2 separate regions of the Homo sapiens genome follow, and region 2 is linked to region 1. A link is an interaction called in ENCODE POLR2A ChIA-PET data of the cell type or tissue named here. Cell type or tissue: IMR-90. All regions are shown on one strand. Each heading gives the region's core, and the rest is flanking DNA. Links, peaks and the distances in the headings are about the cores only. Region 1 overlaps PTPRA (protein tyrosine phosphatase receptor type A). Region 2 has its middle 8.8 kb from the start of PCED1A.

Region 1 (5,386 bases), core at 194-5,193:
GCTCATGCCTGTAATCCCAGCACTTTGGGAGGCCAAGGAGGGCAGATCACCTGAGGTCAGGAGTTCAAGACCAGCCTGGCCAACATGGTGAAACCCCATCTCTACTAAAAATACAAAAATTAGCCTGGCGTGATTGCAGGCACCTGTAATCCCAGCTACTAGGGAGGCCGAGGCAGGAGAACTGCTTGAACCCAGGAGGCAGAGGTTGCAGTGAGTTGAGATCGCGCCACTGAACTCCAGCCTGGGTGACAGAGCGAGACTGTCTCAAAAAACCAAAGAAACAAAAAAAACCCCCAAAAAAAAACCAGAAGAAAAGAACACGTTTTGTGAGAGAAATATCTCACAAATACCTAGAAACCAGAAACAAAAGAAACTTTCACCCAAGAAAATTATGTATCTTGAAATATCAGTATCACTAAAGCAGGACAAGAAAGGGACAATGGTTTCACTTCTAGGATTTACAAATCATCTGGAAAAAGGGCTGGCAATTAAGTCTCTGCTTCAACTACTCAACTCTGCTGTCGTACCATGAAGGCAGCCACAGACAATATATAAACAAATGAACATGGCATATTCTAATAAAACGCTGAAATTTGAATTTCATATAATTTCTTTTTTTCTCTCTCTCTTTTTCTCTCTGAGACAGGAGGATCCCATGAGCCTGGGAGGTCGAGGCTGAAGTGAGCTGTGTTTACACCAATGCACTCCAGCCTCAGTGACAAAGTGAGACCTGTCTCCAAAAAAAAGGAAAACCTATTCTGAGCTTGTCTGCCATACCAAAATAAGCAGTGAGCTGGATATGGGAAACAGATTATAGTTTGCCAATCCTTGTTCTAAAAGTAGATAATGGGATAAGAAAACAGCTAGGTATGGGGGTATATGCCTGTAGTCCCAGATACTTGGAAGGCTGAGGGAGGAGGATTGCCTGAGCACAGGAGTTCAAGTCCAGCCTAGGCGATACAGCGAGACCCGGTCTCTTTAAAAAAAAAAAAAAGAAAAGAAAAGAAAACAAGATATAATTATTGGGGGAAAACCCCTTAACTGTTATTTGTATTTGAAAGACTACGTACATAGGTTAAAAAAAACTACTGGAACTAAAGTTCATAATTTAAAATTGCAGCAGGGATTTACAGTTCAGGAAAAGATGGAGTAAGCATATTCCACCCTATTCCTCCCACTGATTTGTTTTTGTTTTTGTTTTTGTTTGAGATGGAGTTTTGCTCTTCTTGCCCAGGCTGGAGCGCAGTGGCGCGATCTCAGCTCACTGCAACCTCCACCTCCTGGGTTCAAACGATTCTCCTATCTGAGCCTCCCAAGTAGCTGGGATTACAGGCGTCCCCCACCATGCCCGGCTAATTTTTTTTGTATTTTTAGTAGAGACGGGGTTTCACCATGTTGGCCAGGCTGGTCTCGAACTCCTCACCTCAGGTGATCCGCTCGCCTTGGCCTCCCAAAGTGCTGGGATTGTAGGCGTCAGCCACCGCGCCCAGCCCTTCCCACCGATTATAACCGAACATTCTAGATGAAATTCATGACACAAGTGACAGAAAAATTCTGAAAAGTAGAAAAAAGAAGGTAGATTGGCTAGGGACCAGGGGACATGAGGACTGACCCAACAGGAAGCTCCCTACTTTTTTGTTTGGTTTGGTTTAACTTCTAATATGTCCTAGCCCAAGCTCTGAAGCCACAATCTGAAAGATCCAGTAAGCACAGACAAGAAAGTGCCAAGAAAAGCCTGCCCTCTCTAGGTAAAGAACTGGGAAAGGGGCAGCTCAGCAGACAAAAACATTTTGACCAGGCAAACTAAAAAAGGGGAGGAGGTACCCCTCCTTTTCCTCACCAGACACTGTGGCCCAGAAATTGTGAACAGCATTCTGCCTTCCAACACAACTCTGCCATAATGAGGTGGCACGCCTTTCCCCTCTTCTCCATGTTACAGCTGCAGAGAATGTGGGTGAACTCATCTTTCTCTACCCTGGAATAACCAGATGGAGTCCTAATCCCAGCAAAACTACAGAATTGGGAAAGGATTATGGTGAGGAGAGAGCTAGAGAAATGAATTCTCTGAATCTGTGTATGAAATCCTAAAAGTGCCTCTGAGCAACCCATGTGTAAAAATGACCAGAAACAACACAGCAAAAGGCATAAGAACTGAACACTGCTCCGGAATAACACCTAAATTTCAGACTGGCCTTTCGGTAGCACAGACCATAAGAGTAAAACAAGACTGAAAACTGAACCACAGTCGACAAAAGTGGGACAGGGTATGTGTTCTAAACCTAAACAGGTTGACTGTTAAATATAAAAATTTAAACAGGAACCAGAATCTCATAGCACAATATTCCAAGTGCTAGGATGCAATCCAACATTACTCATTATACCAGGAACATGAAAATCTCAACTTGAATGAAAAAAGGCAATCAACAGATGACAATACCAAGATAATATAGATTTTGGAATTATTTGAAAAGAATTTAAAACAGCGCTCATGAAACTGCTCAAACAAGACATTATAAACACTCAGCATATAGAAGACATAAGGAGTACCAAATGGAATTTTTAAAAATAAAATTTCTGAAATTAAAAAGACCCACTGGATGGGCTCAACAGCAAAAGAAAAATGATAAAGGAAACAATTAGTAAACTTAAATGAATGGAAATCATCCAGTCTGTACAAGAGAGAAAGTAGATTGAAAAGAAATGAACACAGTTTCAAAGTCCTGTGGGATAATAACAAAGATCTAACATTCATGCTATCAGGGTCCCAAGAGTAAGAGAATGAATGGAGAGATGAAAAAAAAAAATTTAAGAAATAATGGCTAAAAACTGTCTACTGGGTACGGTGGCTCGCATCTGTAATCCCAGCATTTTGGGAGGCTGAGGCAGGGGGATCACCTGAGGTCAGGAGTTCGAGACCAGCTTGGCCAACATGGTGAAACCCCATCTGTACTAAAAATACAAAAAATGAGTTGGGTGTGGTGGCGGGTGCCTGTAATCCCAGCTACTTGGGTGGCTGACGCAGGAGAATTGCTTGAACCCAGGAGGCGGAGGTTGTAGTGAACCAAGATCGAGCCACTGCCCTCCAGCCTGGGTGACACAGCAAGACTCCGTCTCAAAAAAAGGAAAAAACAAAAACAAAATCAACTATCTATCTATCTGTTTTAGAGGTGGGGTCTCACTATGTTGTCCAGGCTGGTCTCAAACTCCTGGACTCACGAAATCCTCTTACCTTGGCCTCTCAAAGTGTTGGGATTATGGGCATGAGCCACCACACTCAGCCTCAGATTTAGATATAAACTTACAGAATCAAACTTCTAAAAACTAAAGAAAAGTCCTGAAATCAATTAGAGAGAAACAACATATCACTCATAGGAGAATAACAATTTGAAAGACAACAGATTTTTCATCAGGAACCATGGAAACCACAAGGATGGATACAATATTTTTCAAATGCTGAAAGAAAATAACTATCAAGCTAAAATTCTATAGACAGTGAAAATATCCTTCAGAAATAAAAATGAAATACAAATACTGGCAGATGAACAAAACTAAAAATGTGTCACCAACAGATCAGCTTTGAAAAGAATGGCTAAAGAAACTCTATCAGAAAGGAAGTAAATGATAACAGAAGAAAACCTCAAATAGAAGTAAAGAAAAAGCAATGGAAAGGGTGTGTGTGTGTCTATATATGCATATATCCATATATATGTTATGCATATATATATGTTTATTCATATACAGACACACATACATACACTAATTAAGCAATTCTTCTCTTGAGTTTTAAAGATTATGTTTGATGGTTGAAAGTAAAAATTATAGCAGTCCCTGAAGTGGTTCTCCTTGTATGTAGAGGTAATATTTAAGACAACTGTACCATAAAGAAGGAAGGTGTGCCAGGCACAATGGCTCATGCCTGTAATCCCAGCACTTTGGGAGGCTGAGGCCGGCAGATCACGAGGTCAGGAAATCGAGACCATCCTGGCCAACATGGTGAAACCTCATCTCTACTAAAAATACAAAAATTAGCTGGGTGTGGTGGCATGCACCTGTAATCCCAGCTACTCGGAGGGGCTGAGGCAGGAGAATGGCTTGAACCCGGGAGGTGGAGATTGCAATGAGCTGAGATCACGCCACTGCACTCCAACCTGATGACAGAGCAAGACTCCGTCTCAAAAAAAAAAAAAAAGAAGAAGAAAGGTAGAAGGAACTAAAAGATTCCTTCTACTAAAACTAACTACATTCTACTTAAGGTGGTAAAAAGTTGATATTAATAGACTGTAATAAGTTATCTACATATATATTCCTAGAGCAATCACACAAAAAACTTTATAAAGAGATACACTCAAAATGAAATATTAAAAAATGTTCAAGGAACCCACTGTAAAACAGGAAAGGGGAAACAGAAGAACAAAAATAATGAATGAAACAAAAATGGCAAATTTAAATCCAAAGTATCAATAATTATATTAAATATAAATGGTTTATACATACCAACGAAAAGAAATTAGTAGAACTGATTCTTTTAAAAAAGAACCCAACTAGACCACGTGTAATGGTTTACGCTTGTAATCCCAGCACTTTGGGAGACCAAGGTAGGTGGATCACTTCAGCCCAAGACTTCGAGACCAGCCTGGGCAACATGGCAAAACCCTGTCTCTACCAAAAAAACCCCAAACAAAACAAAAATTAGCCAGGCATGATGGCATGCATCTGTAATCCCAGCTACTCAGGAGGCTGAGGTGGAGGGCTGATTGAGCCTAGGAGGTTGAGGCTGCAGTGAGCCATGATTGCACCACGGCACTCCAGCTTGGGTGACAAAAGTGAGACCCTGTCTCAAAAAAAAAAGACCTAGGCCAGGCATGGTGGCTCATGCCTATAATACCAACACTTTGGGAGGCCCAGGCAGGCATACTGCTTGAGCCCAGGAGTTCAAAACCAGCCTGGGCAACATAGCAAGACCCTGTCTCTATTAAAAAAAGAAAAGAAAAGACCCAACTATATGCTATCTATAAGAAACTTACTTCAAATATAGTTATGTGTCACTCAGTAAGGACACATTCTGAGATATGCACCATTATACAATAAGGTGAGAAGGTAAATAAGTACAGCCATTATGGAAAACATGTATGGAGGTTCCTCAAAAAATTAAAAATAAGGCTGGGTGCAGGGGCTCATGGCTATAATGTCAGCACTTTGGGAGGCCAAGACAGGAAGACTGCCTGAAGCCAGGAGTTTGAGACCAGACTGGTCAATATTGTGAGACCCTGTCTCTACAAACGATTTTTTTTTTTTTTGAGTTGGATTTTCACTCTTGTCGCCCAGGCTGGAGTGCAATGGCGAGATCTTGGCTTACTGCAACCTCTGCCTCCCGGGTTCAAGTGAT
Region 2 (5,386 bases), core at 121-5,120, 110 kb after region 1:
TGTGCAGTGGAAGGAAAGAGAACACAGACCAACCGCTTTGGTGCTGGTGGTGAGACAAAAAAGGAGCTGAGGGAGACAAAATCCAAGGTGGGTGCCAGGATAGGGGTGGTGGTAGAGACACTGTTTTAAGCTCCATGCAGAAGTTGAAAGCAGGGAGGTATAGGATTTCAGCTTTAACAGGTAGTCTTGATCCTAGGTTCATGACTGTACAAAGAACGTCAGTAGTGGAGTGTGAACTAAAATGTGGGGTGGTGTGAGGGATGGAGCATGGCAGTGGACTGATAAGTGATGTGAGGGCAGAAATATAAGGTAACATGAAGACCCCGTAAATAATTTTGAATTAGAATGGATAGAAGAGAAGGATGCAGAATTCTTGTATTAACTTTCCATACTTATTAATGAAATTTTACCTTGTTGAAGGACATAACATCTCACACAAAAGGAGATGGAAATAGCAGACCAGAAAAGTGTTGATCCTTGCTAGCCATCTACTAGACTAAATGCAAATGAAGGGAAGCTAATGAATCAATACACTGGTGCTGGAAACTGACACAGACAATGTGACTTAATAAAACCCTTTAGAGGAACCAAATGAGACAGTGTACAAAAGCGTCAGCACAGTTCTGAAACTTTTAAGTTCAGCTTTCTCTGGTATAAACAAAAAGGAGAAGGGACATACAAAAATGAAGGAAAGCTTCTTGTGAGATAAGATTTTTAATCATTATTTGCAACATTTGATTTTTTAAATTTATTTTTTCACTTTTTTTTAAAATATAAAAACAAGGTCTTTATATGTTGCCCAGACTGGCCTTGAACTCCTAACCTCAAGCAATCCTCCCACCTTGACTTCCCAAAGTGCTGGGACAACACATGTGAGCCACTGTGCTCAGCCCCCAAATTGATTTTTTTCTTTTCTTTAACAAAAACCCATCCTTGGGGCAGCCGTCTTCAGCTGTATCCAGTTTGCCCAACCCCTTGTCACTCTGCCTTTCCTTCTCAAAACACTTTTCTCTCTTCAGACACCTTTGTGCCTCTGATTCTGGGGCTTCCTGATATTGCTGGAGAAAACTGTACACCTGGATTGATTTGCAGGAAAAAGTAATTTGAGTGACGCAGCCTCAGTGAGATCTCTGTTGTTTTCCATCCTGTTCTCCAGGAATCCTGTCACCTTCCCTACTGAGCCAAGCCAAGCCTTTTTCACTTGCTTCAAATCCCATCCCAGTTCTGGAGCTTTCACACTAAGAAACCTGGAGACTCCTCAAATGTGCTCAATATCCCCTTCATTCTACTGCCATACATATGTATTTATATATATACATATATATATTATGTATACTATATGTATATATAAAAATATATACATATGAATATAATTTATAAATATATATATTTATTATAGAAATACATTATGTTTATATAAATATAATGTATAAAAATACATATATATACACACACATACGCATAGAGAGACAAGGTATCTGTTGTCCAGGCTGGAATGCAGTGGTGCCATCACAGCTCACTGCAACTTCCGCCTCCCAGGATTAAGTGATCCTCCCAACCTCAGCTTCCCAAATAGTTGGGACTACAGGCACACACCACCATGCCTAGCTTATTGATTGAATGATTGATTGGTAGAGATGGGGTGTCACAATGTTGCCCAGGCTTGTCACGAACTCCTGGGCTTAAGTGATCTGCCTGCCTCAGCCTCCCAAAGTGCTAGGATTATAGGTGTGAGCCACCATGCTTGGCCCTACCTCCATATTTTTAATTTCCAACCCATTTTTCTATGTGGCTGGCATGGCCCACGGTGAGGTTTCATAACCTTTACTGCAATGTCCCAACACCTTTGTCCTTAAAACTTTCTTACATTCCTTTAAAATTTATGGAAATAGCTTAATCTCTTTAAACTTGAAATTTATCATAAGAATAGAATAAAGGGGCCGGGCGTGGTGGCTCATGCCTGTAATCCCAGCACTTTGGGAGGCCGAGGCAGGCAGATCATGAGGTCAGGAGTTCGAGACCATCCTGGCTAACACGTGAAACCCCGTCTCTACTAAAAATACAAAAAATTAGCCAGGTGTGGTGGCGGGCGCCTGTAGTCCCAGCTATTCAGGAGGCTAAGGCAGGAGAATGGCGTGAACCCGGGAGGCGGAGCTTGCAGTGAGCCAAGATCGCACTGCTGCACTCCAGCCTGGGCAACAGAAGTGAGACTCCGTCTCAAAAAAAAAAAAGAATAGAATAAAGGAGGTAAATGTTTCTCAGTTTGTTGTCATATAAGCATATGGTACAAAAAGCTTAAAAATTTGACTCATCTGTTGTAGATTTTATTCAGTCCCGACTGGGAAGCAAGAAACTTACAAATAGCCTTATATGAGTCATCACTTATATGAGTCATCACTTACATTTAAATCGTTTCCCTTTTTTTTCCTTTTTTTTTTTTTGAGATGTGAAAATAATGGAAATCTTAAGTTGCCCTGGTATGTAGGCCCACTATTTGCTAGTTAAGCAAGAGAGAACTCAAACTTCATTGTCTCAAAAACCATTCACATTTGACCATTGACAGATCATTTAAGAAGACAATCTTACATTGACTTCCTCTCATTCATGGAATTGGTTTTAAAGAATGGACTCTGTGTCCATTCATTTGCCATACCAAGGTATTCCTGAAAGGAGTAAAAGATGCATGAGCACTTCAGTTGTGATGTCAGCACTTATTTTCCAGGAAAAAAAAAATTCTCTTTAAGAAAAGTAAAACTTCAGCCAGGCGCAGTGGCTCACCCCTGTAGGCCAAGGCGGGCAGATCACTTGAGGTCAGGAGTTTGCGACCAGCCCAACCAACATGGTGAAACCCCGTCTCTACTAAAGATACAAAAATTAGCCAGATGTGATGGCGCATACCTGTAATGCCAAGCTACTCGGGAGGCTGAGGTAGAAGAATCGCTTGAGCCGGGAGGCAGAGGTTGCAGTGAGCCAATATCATGGCGCTACACTCCAGTCTGGGCAACAAGAGCGAAACTCTGTCTCAGAAAAAAAAAAAAAAAAAAAAAAAAGCCAGGCATGGTGGTTCATGCCTGTAATCCCAGCTACTTGGAAGGCTGAGGTAGGAAAATCACATGAGCCAGGGAGGCAGAGGTTGCAGTGAGCTGAGACCACGCCACTGCACTGCACTCCAGCCTGGACAACAAGAGCAAAACTCCGTCTCAAAAGAAAAAAAAAAACCCCAAGAACAACAAAAAAAATTAGCCAGGCGTGGTGGCGCATGTCTGTAATCCTAGCTACTCAGGAGGCTGAGGCAGGAGAACTGCTTGAATCTGGGAGACAGAGGTTGCAGTGAGCCAAGATCGTGCCACTGCACCCCAGCCTGGGCAACAGAGCAAGATTCCATCTCAAAAAAAAAAAAAAGTAAAACTTGGCCAGGCGCAGTGGCTCACACCTGTAATCCCAGCACTTTGGGAGCCTGAGGCAGGTGGATCACTTGAGGTCAGGAGTTTGAGACCATCCTGGCCAACATGATGAAACCCTGTCTCTACTAAAAATACAAAAATTATCCGGGTGTGGTGGCACACACCTGTAATCCCAGCTACTTGGGAGGCTGAGGCAGGAGAATCACTTGAGCCCGGATGATGGAGGCTGCAGTGAGCCAAGATCACGCCCCTGCACTCCAGTCTGGACGACAAGAGTGAAACTCCATCTCAAAATAATAATAATAATAATATTAATAATAATAATATCGGAAGTTTCCCAGCAAAAGTAGATAACTTGCCTTCTGTTGCATTACCCAGTTCCCTGCCTAGGTTCTGTGTTCAGTACAGTATTGAAGTATATCTAAACAGGTACATCAGTGAAAGATAAACTCTGATTGCAAGGAAATGAGCCTATTCTTTAAAAAAAAAAAAAACCTGCTTGGGCCAGGCATGGTGGCTCACACCTGTAATCCCAGCACTTTGGGAGGCTGAGGCAGGCGGATCATGGGGTCAGGAGATTGAGACCATCCTGGCTAACGCAGTGAAACCCTGTCTCTAGTAAAAAATACAAAAAATTAGCCAGGCGTGGTGGTGGGCACCTGTAATAGTCCCAGCTACTCGGGAGGCTGAGGCAGGAGAATGGGGTGAACCCAGGAGGCGGAGCTTGCAGTGAACCAAGATTGCACCACTGCACTCCAGCCTGGGTGACAGAGCGAGACTCCTCTCAAAAAACAAAACAAAACAAAACAAAGCAAAACCTGCTCAGCCAGATGTGGTGGCTGACACCTGTAAACTCAGCGCTTTGGAAGGCTGAAGTGGGCGGATCACTTGAAGGCAGAAGTTTGAGACCAGTCTGGGCAACAAAGTGACACCTCTCCCCACCTTCGACTCTACAAAAAATAAAAAATTCTCTAGATGTAGTGGTGGATGCCTATAGTCCCAGCTACATGGGAGGCTGAAACAGGAGGATCACTTAGGAGGACCACTTGAGCCCAGAAGTTTGAGGCTGTGGTGACCCATGATTCCACCACTGCACTCCAGCCTGGGTGACAAAATGAGACCCTGTCTCTAAAAAACAAAACAAAAACCTTTTTTACTGAAGTGGGATTGACATGTAATAGACTTCACATACAAGTAGATATATATATACATCTATGAAATCATCACAATTAAGATAATGAAATTTATTCTTCTACCTCTTTATAATTCCTCCCTCTCATTCCTCCCCATAGCTTCCTCATATCCCCCTGCTCCTGTCCCCAAGCAATCATGGGTACTTACTGCTTTCTGTTACTATAGATCAGTTTGTATTTTCTAGAATTTTATATGGATGGAATCTTTCAATAGATACTTTTTTCTTTCTTTATTATTATTATTATTATTATTTTACTTTAAGTTCCAGGATACAAGTGCAGAACATACAGGCTTGTTACCTAGGTATACGTGCACCACGGTGGTTTGCTATACCTATCAACTGGTCATCTAGGTGTTGAGCCCCGCACGCATTAGCTATTTGTCCTAATGCTCTCCTTCCCCTCGCCACCCACCTCCTGACTGGCCCTGGTGTGTGTTGTTTGCCTCCTGGTGTCCATGTGTTCTCATTGTTCAACTCCTGCTTATGGATACTCTTTTTTTCATCTGGCGTCTTTCACTCATCCTAATGAATGGGATTAATGGAACAACTGGAAATTCATCCATGTTGTATCAACAATTTATTCCTTTTTATAGCTGACTAGTATTCAGTTGTAATGATATATCAACATTTCTCCATTCACCTATTGATGGACATTTGAGTTATCTTCAGCTTCTGACTATTATAAGTAAAGCTGCTATGAACATTTATATACAAGTCTTTGTATGGATATATGTTTTCATTTTTACCTAAGAATGAAATGGCTAGATTATATGGTAGGTGTATGTTT

Evidence for each region. ChIA-PET counts read pairs that join two places held together with the same protein. Peaks named below come from ENCODE experiments on the same cell type or tissue, not always from the same donor. Only the 100,000 strongest peaks of a DNase experiment are listed, where the experiment ranks them.
Region 2: POLR2A ChIA-PET joins it to region 1 with 6 read pairs; 4 of 35 experiments call an interaction of 5 or more read pairs at or near these places.

What each region holds. Positions count from the first base shown.
Region 1 is chr20:2,935,931-2,941,316 of GRCh38, reverse strand. The region is part of intron 2 of PTPRA (protein tyrosine phosphatase receptor type A); the gene reads right to left. Among named protein-coding and RNA genes, the nearest start is that of PTPRA, 65 kb to the right of the region's middle. RefSeq lists a silencer at 3,980-4,274. In IMR-90, for the core only: no CTCF peak of the experiment used is centred there; no DNase peak of the experiment used is centred there.
Region 2 is chr20:2,829,174-2,834,559 of GRCh38, reverse strand. No RefSeq gene overlaps it. Among named protein-coding and RNA genes, the nearest start is that of PCED1A, 8.8 kb to the left of the region's middle. RefSeq lists an enhancer at 2,092-2,592. In IMR-90, for the core only: no CTCF peak of the experiment used is centred there; a DNase peak (open chromatin) is centred at 2,359; H3K27ac peaks cover 771 bases.